2 separate regions of the Mus musculus genome follow, and region 1 is linked to region 2. The links are chromatin contacts, found by Hi-C or POLR2A ChIA-PET in ENCODE. All regions are on one chromosome and are shown on one strand. The core of a region is the stretch at or near the end of the contact, and the rest is flanking DNA. Distances in the headings are between cores, read along the strand shown.

Region 1 (4,636 bases), core at 1,728-4,227, 36 kb before region 2:
AGGTTTTGCCTGCTTAATACTTATGTATTAAATAGGCATGGTGGCAGATGACTTTAATTCAAGCAAAACCAAGAGAATCCCTGACTTAGGTTAGCTTGCTTTACCTAGTGAGTTCCAGGCCAGCCCAGGTTAGATATTGTATAGGGAGACCCTGTATCAAAAAAGAAAAAAAGACACTTTTATTTTATCTCAACATGCATAGAATTGCAATGTCTCTTACATTAGGTAGAAAATAAGCTTATTAACAATGCTCTTTAAAAATTTATTGATACATAAAATAACAATGACCCTTGGTGATAATCAATTCTATTGGTTACTAATGTTTTGTTCCCTCACATGGTAAGAGCTGTTCATCGGGGAGTAGTTCTTGTTTTGCAGACTGAGTAAAATGGGGTTAAAAAAAATTAAACTCAGCATGTGTTTTTCTCCTGGTACTAAAATGTACTAATAGCAAGGTCTACAATAATGACCATAATAGTCTGTGATAAGCTGAAGAACAGCCTCTCCAGATATCCATGCTCTACTAATCAGCACTCGAGATTATATTACAGCAAAGAATTATTTGAAGGTCTCAGTAAATTAGAGGGGCTATAAAAGCATGATTATTCTCGATTATATACCCGTGTCAGCCCAATGTAGTCCCACAGGACTTTGTTACAGAGAGGAAAAAGATCAGAAATACAGATTTTCTTGGAAGCAGCGGTTGGGGTGATGTACTTGGAGAATGTAGGCAGGGGAGCCAAGACCCATGGAATGTCGATGTCTATTGGGAACTAGAAAAGGCTCACAGAAGCTCTTCAAATTCCTGAAGCAGGAACATAGGACTGGCAAAAGCAATTTACCCAGGAAAGTTGTTGTGGATGGCTGTCCTCCATAACTGTAAGATGAATAGGATTGTGGCCATTTCCACAAGTATAAAACGATACTGTCTTCTGTTAAGAAAAAGAGAGAATAATCATATATCTAGTTATAAACACATGCATTTATATCATTTATGTATCATAAAACAAAAAAAAAAATAACATAGATTAAAAACTCATGATGATCCCGATAGTCATGTTGTAACGGTGTACCTCTCCTTCTATGATACCTTTTGAATTAGTCCTATTTATTCCTTATAGTGGATTTTTCTAGGTGAAATATAAAGCCTTCGTGAAATGCTATTTTTCCTTGATGATAATAGTTTTTTAATAATAATTTTAAGATTAAAAAAACATTACACAGGGAAAGGAATTGTAGAAAAGCCTCAGCATTTCCAGGCACAGAGAAGAATATGACACAGAGGCATGCCTTTGATGCCCCTCCACCTTCTCCAGCACTCTGTTTCCTACCTGCTTTCGCCCCCAAGGAAATTAGCTGTAGGTGAGAGTTGGAGCATGCGCACAGCTTTCTGCTAATCGGCTGTTCATTACTATGATGATTTAACTCTGAAGCACTGCTCTTAAAATTCTGGTGCCATCAGTAGCTATGGTGAGTGAATAAGTGATGGCCAAGTTCCAGGTCACAAGTCATCTATGAAAGTCTCTAGCGTGAACCAAGACCTGCTTCCACGCTCTGCGATGTGGTCTTTGGGGTATACATACAATGCCCTTCTGGCCCTGGCAGTCCATAAAAATAGAAATGTGAAGTAAACTATTTCCTTTGATTATTTTCATGTCTATTTTCAGCCCACTTACATAAACCCATAGTCTGGCTTCTGAGATTAGGAAAAGTAAAACGTAGCAGATAGGAACAATAAGGCATAAAAGTTATCCCACCTTTAAATGAATGAATGATTTTAATTATCACCTTATAGCTCAGTTGGTTAATTGTATTTAATTTTTTCATATTCCTGCTACTGATTTCATTATATCTATTATCCCTTTAAAATTGCCTATAACCTACAGTTAGAGTATCTTCAGAAACGAGCCAATTAAACAGGGGCACAGACCATTAAGTAACTTAATTGCTTGTTCAATAGACTTTGTCGGTTTATTTTAGATTATTCTATGTTTGAAAAAATTACTTAAATGCATGGCTGACATAAGCTCCTTCTCCCTGTTCACAACTGGAAACCACACCGTGATAACCTCCCTCTTCAATGTCGATGTAATCCCAAAGGACAACATCTGCTCTTAAGATTTAAACTGAGCTCTTCCAAAAAGACTCCCCATGTCTTCACCTTCACTTGTCCAGAGCCTCTCTCTCTCTTCTTTCTGCCTTTGCCTCCCTACCTTTCTCCATCCCCTGCCCTCTCTCTTTGTCTTCCTTTAATTGCATTGGATTGGATTCTTCAGTTGGGGACCAAGTGCTGCTCAGCAATTCTTTTATTTAACTCTAATTGACTCCCTATTGTACAGCAGCTGCTTGGAAATGTGTCTCAAGGCACCTAACTCACACCTGTCATAGTTACTCTCAGTAAATTATTTCGCCTTACACCTAAATCAAAAAGACCAGAGCCCTCAAGCAAACTCCTGTTCTGGTTTACAGAGTGTAATTCTTATTCTACCCTTCAAAATTTTTCAGACTCTTACTCTGTTTAGTCACTGCCTAAGCGTAAGGAAGGAGTATTGTTCCATTCCAAAATTAACTATTCTGTTGCATGGATGAAACACTGTTTTACCTACAACATTTATTCTATACCAGAAACAAGGCTGACATGTTTAAATCTTTCGGTCCTGAAGGCTACGGGATTACAGAAGATAAAAATATTTCAGTAAAGGTACGTGACTGAAGAGACTTATTTAATAGTCAACTCACCCCTCGTGAGAGGCCTCTGTTCCTCGACTTACTGAGTTCCTGGATTCTGCCTAGATATCACCAGCGTTCAGTAGCCCACACTGAGATAATGCCATCCATGGTGATAGAACAGGCAGTGAGAAACTATCTTGCCTCCCTGTAGGTCTACTTCTGAGATTCCTTGAGTCCAGAAACATTCAAGCTACTACTCCAGGCGCTGTGTTTTAGGCATAAGCTGTAGAAATGCCTTCCTCGAGCTGTATTTCCTCTGGTCTCTCTCCTTTCAAAGACCATTTCCTTATATAGCATTCAGCTTCATTTCCTCTAGCAAATACTCAGAACAATTCTCTCGTCTCTAATTGAAGTCACTTCCTCTTCTTCTAATGTGGAAAGAGGCTTGGTGTATGTTTTGGTTACATAGTTAATAATTATTCTTACATGGAACAGATGGATAGGAAGGTCTCACTTTCATAATGATATCAATATTTCATGTAACCTACTATTAGAATATATACTTACTAGATGCCTTTTCACAAAGTCACTTGTGGGGTCCTCTAAATGTATCATCTCATTTAATCAGCCCTCTAAGTGTATTATCTCATTTACTCTTGCCCAAAACATAATTAGTTCTTATTGTTAGCTCCATTTTCCAATTGAGTATATAAAAGAGGAGCACAGAAGTTGCCTGAATCTGTAGAGATGGAAAGGAGGAGGGCAGGTTTTACACAGAGATGTCTAACCCATTGCTCTGGCTCTTGTTCCCCCAGGCCAAGATCCTCTCTGCACTTATAGATAGCATACAATGTTGATGAGCAATGGAATTGAATGGATTCATCCTTTTAAAATACAGTATGTTTTCTTTCTCAGTCATATTCTGAAAGAAAACTGAACTCTTAAAGGGAGAACTAAGGGGCCAGAGGGAGAGAGCTTAGTCGCTGAAGCACTTGTTTTCCAAGCACGAGGACCTGGGTTCAGTCCCTAGGACTCACAGGAAAAACAGAACAAAGTAACAACAGTAACCACAAAAACTTGACTCTGCTGGGCTGAAAGCTTCATTCCAGCACTGGAGAGGTAGAGACAGGAGGATTCTGGTGGCTCACTGGTCGGTCAGCCTAGAGTGTTTGGCAAGCTAGGTCAATTGACATACAAGGCCAATGAGAGGCCCTGTTTCAAAAATCAAGGAAAATGACCTTTAAAGAATAATGCCATCTCCATAGGTCACCACATTCAAGCATGCACACACACACACACACACACACACACACACACCCAAGAGAGAGAAATTTAGAAAAGAAAAGCAAAGGTTCACAAAAAGAGATGTTACACTGTTACGTATCCAAGCCTCTTGTCTTAGAGTTTGGTGTGATAAAACACCATGACCAAACCTGGCTTGGGAAGGGAAAGGGTTTATTTCATCTTTCAAGCCTCAAATTATACTCCTGTAACTAAGGAAAGTCAGGGCAGGAACCTGGTGGCAGGAAGTGAGGCCACAGACACTATGCTAAGTGGTTCTCAACTTGTGAGCTGCAACCCTCTAAGTCTTTGCATATCAGGGACTTACGACACAGTAGCAAGACTACAGTTAGGAAGGAAGGACTTTTATGGTTGGTGGGTGGCAGTTCACCACAGCATGAGGAACCTGTTTAAGGGCTGCAGCAATAGGAAGGTCAACCACCACCTAGAACCACGGCTTACTGCCTTCTTCCCCACAGGTTGCTCAGCCTGCCTTTTTATACAGCTCAGAACCACCTGCCCCGGGCTAGTGCTGCCCACATCTATCACTAATCAAGACAATTCTCCACAGGTTTCCAAACAGGTTGTTCTTATGGAGGTATTTTCTTTCTTTCTTTCTTTTTTTTTTTTTTTTTTTCCTGAGACAGGGTTTCTCTGTGTAGCCCTGGCTGTCCTGGCACTCACT
Region 2 (4,715 bases), core at 1,963-4,462:
TCTTTTACAGCTCATGCAGGGAAAGATAATTGAGTCCTTGACAGATGTCTATATTTCAGAGGGAAATTTATTTGTGAAAGAACAAACATGTATTACTTTTAACACAGGGCTATTCATTATGTGGGCCACAAGGTGCCTTTCGATGACTTGTAAATTGAAATTAATATTTTCTCTTGCCGTCCTAAATATGCATAAGCAATTTTGACTGGTTGATGCAACCAACTCAAAGCTCATTCTTGGATTTCCATGTAGCTTTCTGCTCTTGATCAAGACTGGGCACTCTTAGGTCATATGTGAAGTGCAGAATAAGAAAGCATTTATATTTCCTTCTTTTTCCAGAGAAGCTCATGGACCTGCACATTCCGCAGTATTTGCAGAATAAGTACTCTCTACCGCACCCATCCTCGCAAGGAAGTGTCTCTTAGATGTGGCCCAACAGAAGGGAAACAGCAAAGATTCTCCACGAATTCATCTTTACTCATGTGTGCTTAGAATGTCTACCTTTACTTGAGTGTGCTCAGAACGTCTATCTTCCAAACCAAACACGGGTGTTGTACAGATGAGATGCTCCTAACAATTTTGTATGAGGTGGGTCAGCTTGGAGAACTGCGCAAGCAACAATCACATGATGGCAGATTGAGAAAACAATTGGGAGCTTTACAGGGAAATGTGTACCTCCATCTGCTCCACAGCACTGCCTATGAACATGCTGCTCTCCATAAATTATGCCTCACGTTCTTAGCTGTTGGCTGGCTGCACATCTTTTGCACCATGACTACGCATAGCATTATAGAATTAAACTGATAGCATACAGTACCAGAAAGGACCTTAATTTAATGTTATCCCTGTAGGGGATGACTTTTTCAGTGGTAGGAGAAGGCTTTGTTATGGTTTGCTTCTAATTATTGCTGCCTACATACAAATTGGCATGCCCTAAAGCCACAACTCCTGAAGCTCTCTGGCTGCAGGCTTGAGGTGGCTTCCCTAGAGGGCTGATGAGTCTTTTGTCAAATTGACAGCAACTAGAGTCACCTGGGAAGTGGGACCCTCAAATTAGGAATTACCCTCATCAGATTGGCCTCTGGAGTCATTGTCTTGATGTATTCCTGACTGTGGGAAAGCTTGGCCCACCAAGGGTGGTGCCACTCCTAGGCAAATGGCTCCAAACTGACTAAGAAAACAAGCTGAGCAAGCTATTAAAAAAAAAAAATCCAGGAAACAGCATTCCTCTGTGATGGTCTTTGCTTCTGTTCCTGCCTCTAGGTTCTTGGCTGAGCTTCTGCCTAGTCCCTCAGAGATGGACAGTTTCCTGAAAGTGTATGCTGAACAAACCCTTTCCTCCCAAGTTGACTATTGTGTGTGTTTTATCACGGCAACAGAACACCCAAACCAAACTAGGACACCAGAACTGAGTTTGCATTCTGAAACCCTAAACTGTCCACCAGGAGCTTGAGGGTATGAGACAAGAGTATAGTTAGACATTTTAACGATCTCTCTCTCTCTCTCTCTCTCTCTCTCTCTCTCTCTCTCTCTCTCTTTCACACACACACACACACACACACACACACACACACACACACACACACACACCTGTGAACAAGAAATTTTCTTGGGATCAGAAGGTATTGTATTAAAAAAAAAAAAAAGTCCACTACAGCCTGAGAACACTAAATCAAGTTTTCTTCTCTCACAAAAAATTAACCATTTGTTTATTTGTTTGTATTGGAGAAGGCACATATATCTATGAATGTGCATACAGAGAGCACAGAAGAGTGGCTATCTCAATGACACCTTGCTTCAAAAAGGGTTTTAAGAGCTTGTTTCATTTAGACCAGGGTAAAGAAATGACTTAGGAGCAATGCCAAAGATCAGCCCTAGTGTGTGTCGCCCTCATCAGTAAACTGAATCTGTTTCTGACGTCTTTTTATGACATTTAGTTTCTACAAAGAATTTCTTATCTCTACCTGAGAACCTAGGGTCAAAGGCTTTCCCTGGAATTTGGGTTGAGAAATAAAAGCTCAGACTGGCCTGGTCAACCTGATTTATCTCTGGCTCACCACTGCTGCCTGATAAGCTGTGATAGTCACTGAAGTAGTTTCCCTATGGAGAAATGGATTTTCTTTCTGGGAATTCCCCTGTGGCTTGAGAGCATAGCCTCCTTCACCCTAGCTCCCCCTTTCCACTGCATTTTCTTCATCTCATTCCAGGGACTTCTTCCACATCTTCAGTGACCTTCTTCCAATATCCCCCAATCCTGCCAAACAGAACTTCATAGATGGAGGCAGAGAGGAGCTCCTTGAAAAGACCAGCACTTGGTTGCAGAGCCACAGTAGCACAGGGATCTGCTGCGACAATAAGATTAAATAAAAGATATGGTGGAACTCTGGAGAAAGAAGCAGAGGACTTTGCACAGCAAGGGCACCATGAATACTCCAAAAGTCACTACACAAGGGGAGATTTAAATACCTGTTTCTATTAAAAGCTCTTCAATTGTGTGTGTGTGTGCGTGGGGGGGGGGGTGTGCAGATAGTAACGCGCAGTGACCAAACCTCTACCACACAACACTTCTGGCTTTTACTCATCCTGTCCTATTTCTCTTGCTTTAGGGCGATGCCGGGATGGGACTGGTCTGGTTGTCTTGTGTGCCAAAGCTGAGTGCTCCTCAGAAGCAGAAAGGGACAGCAGGTGGAGGTGGGAAGTCAGGAAAGGCAAACCTCTGGTCTTGGGGTTCTGGCCAGGAAACCGCATGCAACCTGTGTGTGGTTCGAATTCAGGGACCTGGCTGCAGGAGGTGACTTCGAATGGAATTACACCTCAGCTAAGGGTTCGAAACCAGCATCTTCTCTCCGGGTGCAGACCACCTGGCAGAGCCCCAGCCCAAAGGGCGCTGAGGAGGAAGGAGGTCCCTCACCCCCTCGGGAAGCAGCCCCCTATCCAACTCAGATCTCGTCCTCTACCTCTTTCCACGCAGCTGGCGCGGTCACCGCGCGGGGCTGGCCAGAAAGGACCCGGGACTCCGCCGCGTCCCAGAGACTATCGGGCCCTGGCCTTCTCCACGCTCCCCAGAGACCTTGGGACAGTGGCCACCCTCCGACCCGCCCGGGACTCCAAGCACCCGCCGCGCGCTCCCCGGGAGCGGGGAAGCCAAAGCCGGGCTCTGAGGGCTGGAGGCGGAGCCGAGGCGGGAGCCGCCCCGGGGGAGGGAGCGGGCGGTCCCGGAGCCCAGCGCGCGGCCCGGGAAGGAAGGAGGCCAGCAGCGGCCGCGGCCGCGTGCTCAGCCTGTCCCCGCCCTGGGACCCGGAGCCTCCAACTAACTCCGCCCGCCGCCCGCGGGCTCCCGCTTCCGTCCCGGGAAGAGCCTGCGGCCGCGCAGGTTAGTGTGGCCGGCGCCGGGCGCGGCGGGGAGAGGGTCGGGCGCGGGGCGGGGCGCGGAAGTTGGGCAGAGGCGGGGCGGGGAGCGGGCTGCTGGTCCCTTGGCTTCCTGGCGCAGGGACCCGGTGGGTTTCCTCCGGCGCGGCCGGGGTCCTGGCATCCGGCGTCCGAGCCTTCCTGGCATTCCCAAGTGCTGGGGTTGTCAGCACCACCGCGTTCTTCACCGGTGCTGTGCCCACTGTGGCACTTTAACTGCGCCCTCGCCTTTCTGGGCGCGTTTGTTCATTCGCCTTGGGTTTTTTGTGCCCCCCTTTTGGACAACTCTAAGTGGCGGTTGCGAAGCCCCGCGGGACCCCGAGTGGATCCTTAGGACTAGTTTGAGCGTTAGTAGGGGCCGCGCAGATTGACAGCTACGGACGTGGAATACCGACTGAGGCGCTTGAAGTGCTGGCAAGTGCCTGGAAGCATGGAAATTCCCCATCCTCATCGCCAGCCCAGCTCTGCTGTCTCCCCGCGGTTTTCTGCCAGCTTTAGAGTGTGTGTAATCCTCCAGGGAAGGGTGATTGCTCTGTCAGGCAGGATGGACAGTACCCACTACTTCCTATATTCACTAAATCTGGTTGGGTCACCTCATCTGTGTGGCCTTGGTACTCTCTTCCATCAGAATCTTTGTTGACCTGGACAAATACGCGTTGTTCTGTTGGCTGCTTAGAGCTTGCTGGGACGATTTTAGAGGGCTGTGTGGTGGTTTTGAGCCAAAGTCTTAGGCTGAAGCTCTGTGCTAGTGGGTCCCTGACCTGAGTTTGGTCCTAAAGCTGAGATTTGGTGACTTAAAGATGAATTTGGCCTGGAGCTCTTTAAGTCTGAGAGGGACAGCACCGCATTTTCTGGAACTGGTTAACAGAGCTGAAACTGTCCTTTATCCAGCAAACCCTATGTCTAAGCTATGGATCTCTGTTCCCATGGTTATAGAAATTCAACTACCATGAAGATCCTACTGGCCCCAGTCTTAGAGACAAGAACTTTTGCTTCAGATGTTTTGTTGTCTCTACAGTCTTGTTTCCATCCTACAAGTAAAATTAATTTGGGGGGGGGGGGACCTTCTTCTTTGTAAAGTGAATTCAGAAACTTAGTTGATAATCACAGACACAAGAGACATCGTTTAATGTCTTCTAACTACCTTATAAGGAAAACCGCCAAGAAAATCAGCTTTATACTCTGTATTAAATGGCTAAGGCCTGTCATTCTTATAGCCTAAATTTAATAGACATTTTCATGAGTCCCTGTATTATGCAATGCAAGTCTGCTGGGTGCTTTATAGAGCAAGACATGGAATATATTTC

What was found. A loop is a pair of places that touch in the nucleus more often than their neighbours do. ChIA-PET counts read pairs that join two places held with the same protein, here RNA polymerase II (POLR2A).
Region 1: a loop to region 2 is called in a map of left cerebral cortex, with 5 times the contacts of the local background. The contact joins the promoter of 1810006J02Rik here to the promoter of Pam in region 2. A Hi-C loop is called at or near these places in 6 of 37 maps with a recorded cell type or tissue (T-helper 17 cell, heart and left cerebral cortex). POLR2A ChIA-PET finds 5 or more read pairs at or near these places in 2 of 5 experiments (both embryonic stem cell).

What each region holds. Positions count from the first base shown.
Region 1 is chr1:98,129,808-98,134,443 of GRCm38, reverse strand. 1810006J02Rik (RIKEN cDNA 1810006J02 gene) reads right to left here and starts at 2,977. Exons shown (of 3, transcript NR_040439.1): 1 at 2,740-2,977; 2 at 843-932.
Region 2 is chr1:98,094,143-98,098,857 of GRCm38, reverse strand. Pam (peptidylglycine alpha-amidating monooxygenase) reads left to right here and starts at 3,212. Exons shown (of 26, transcript NM_001357127.1): 1 at 3,212-3,373.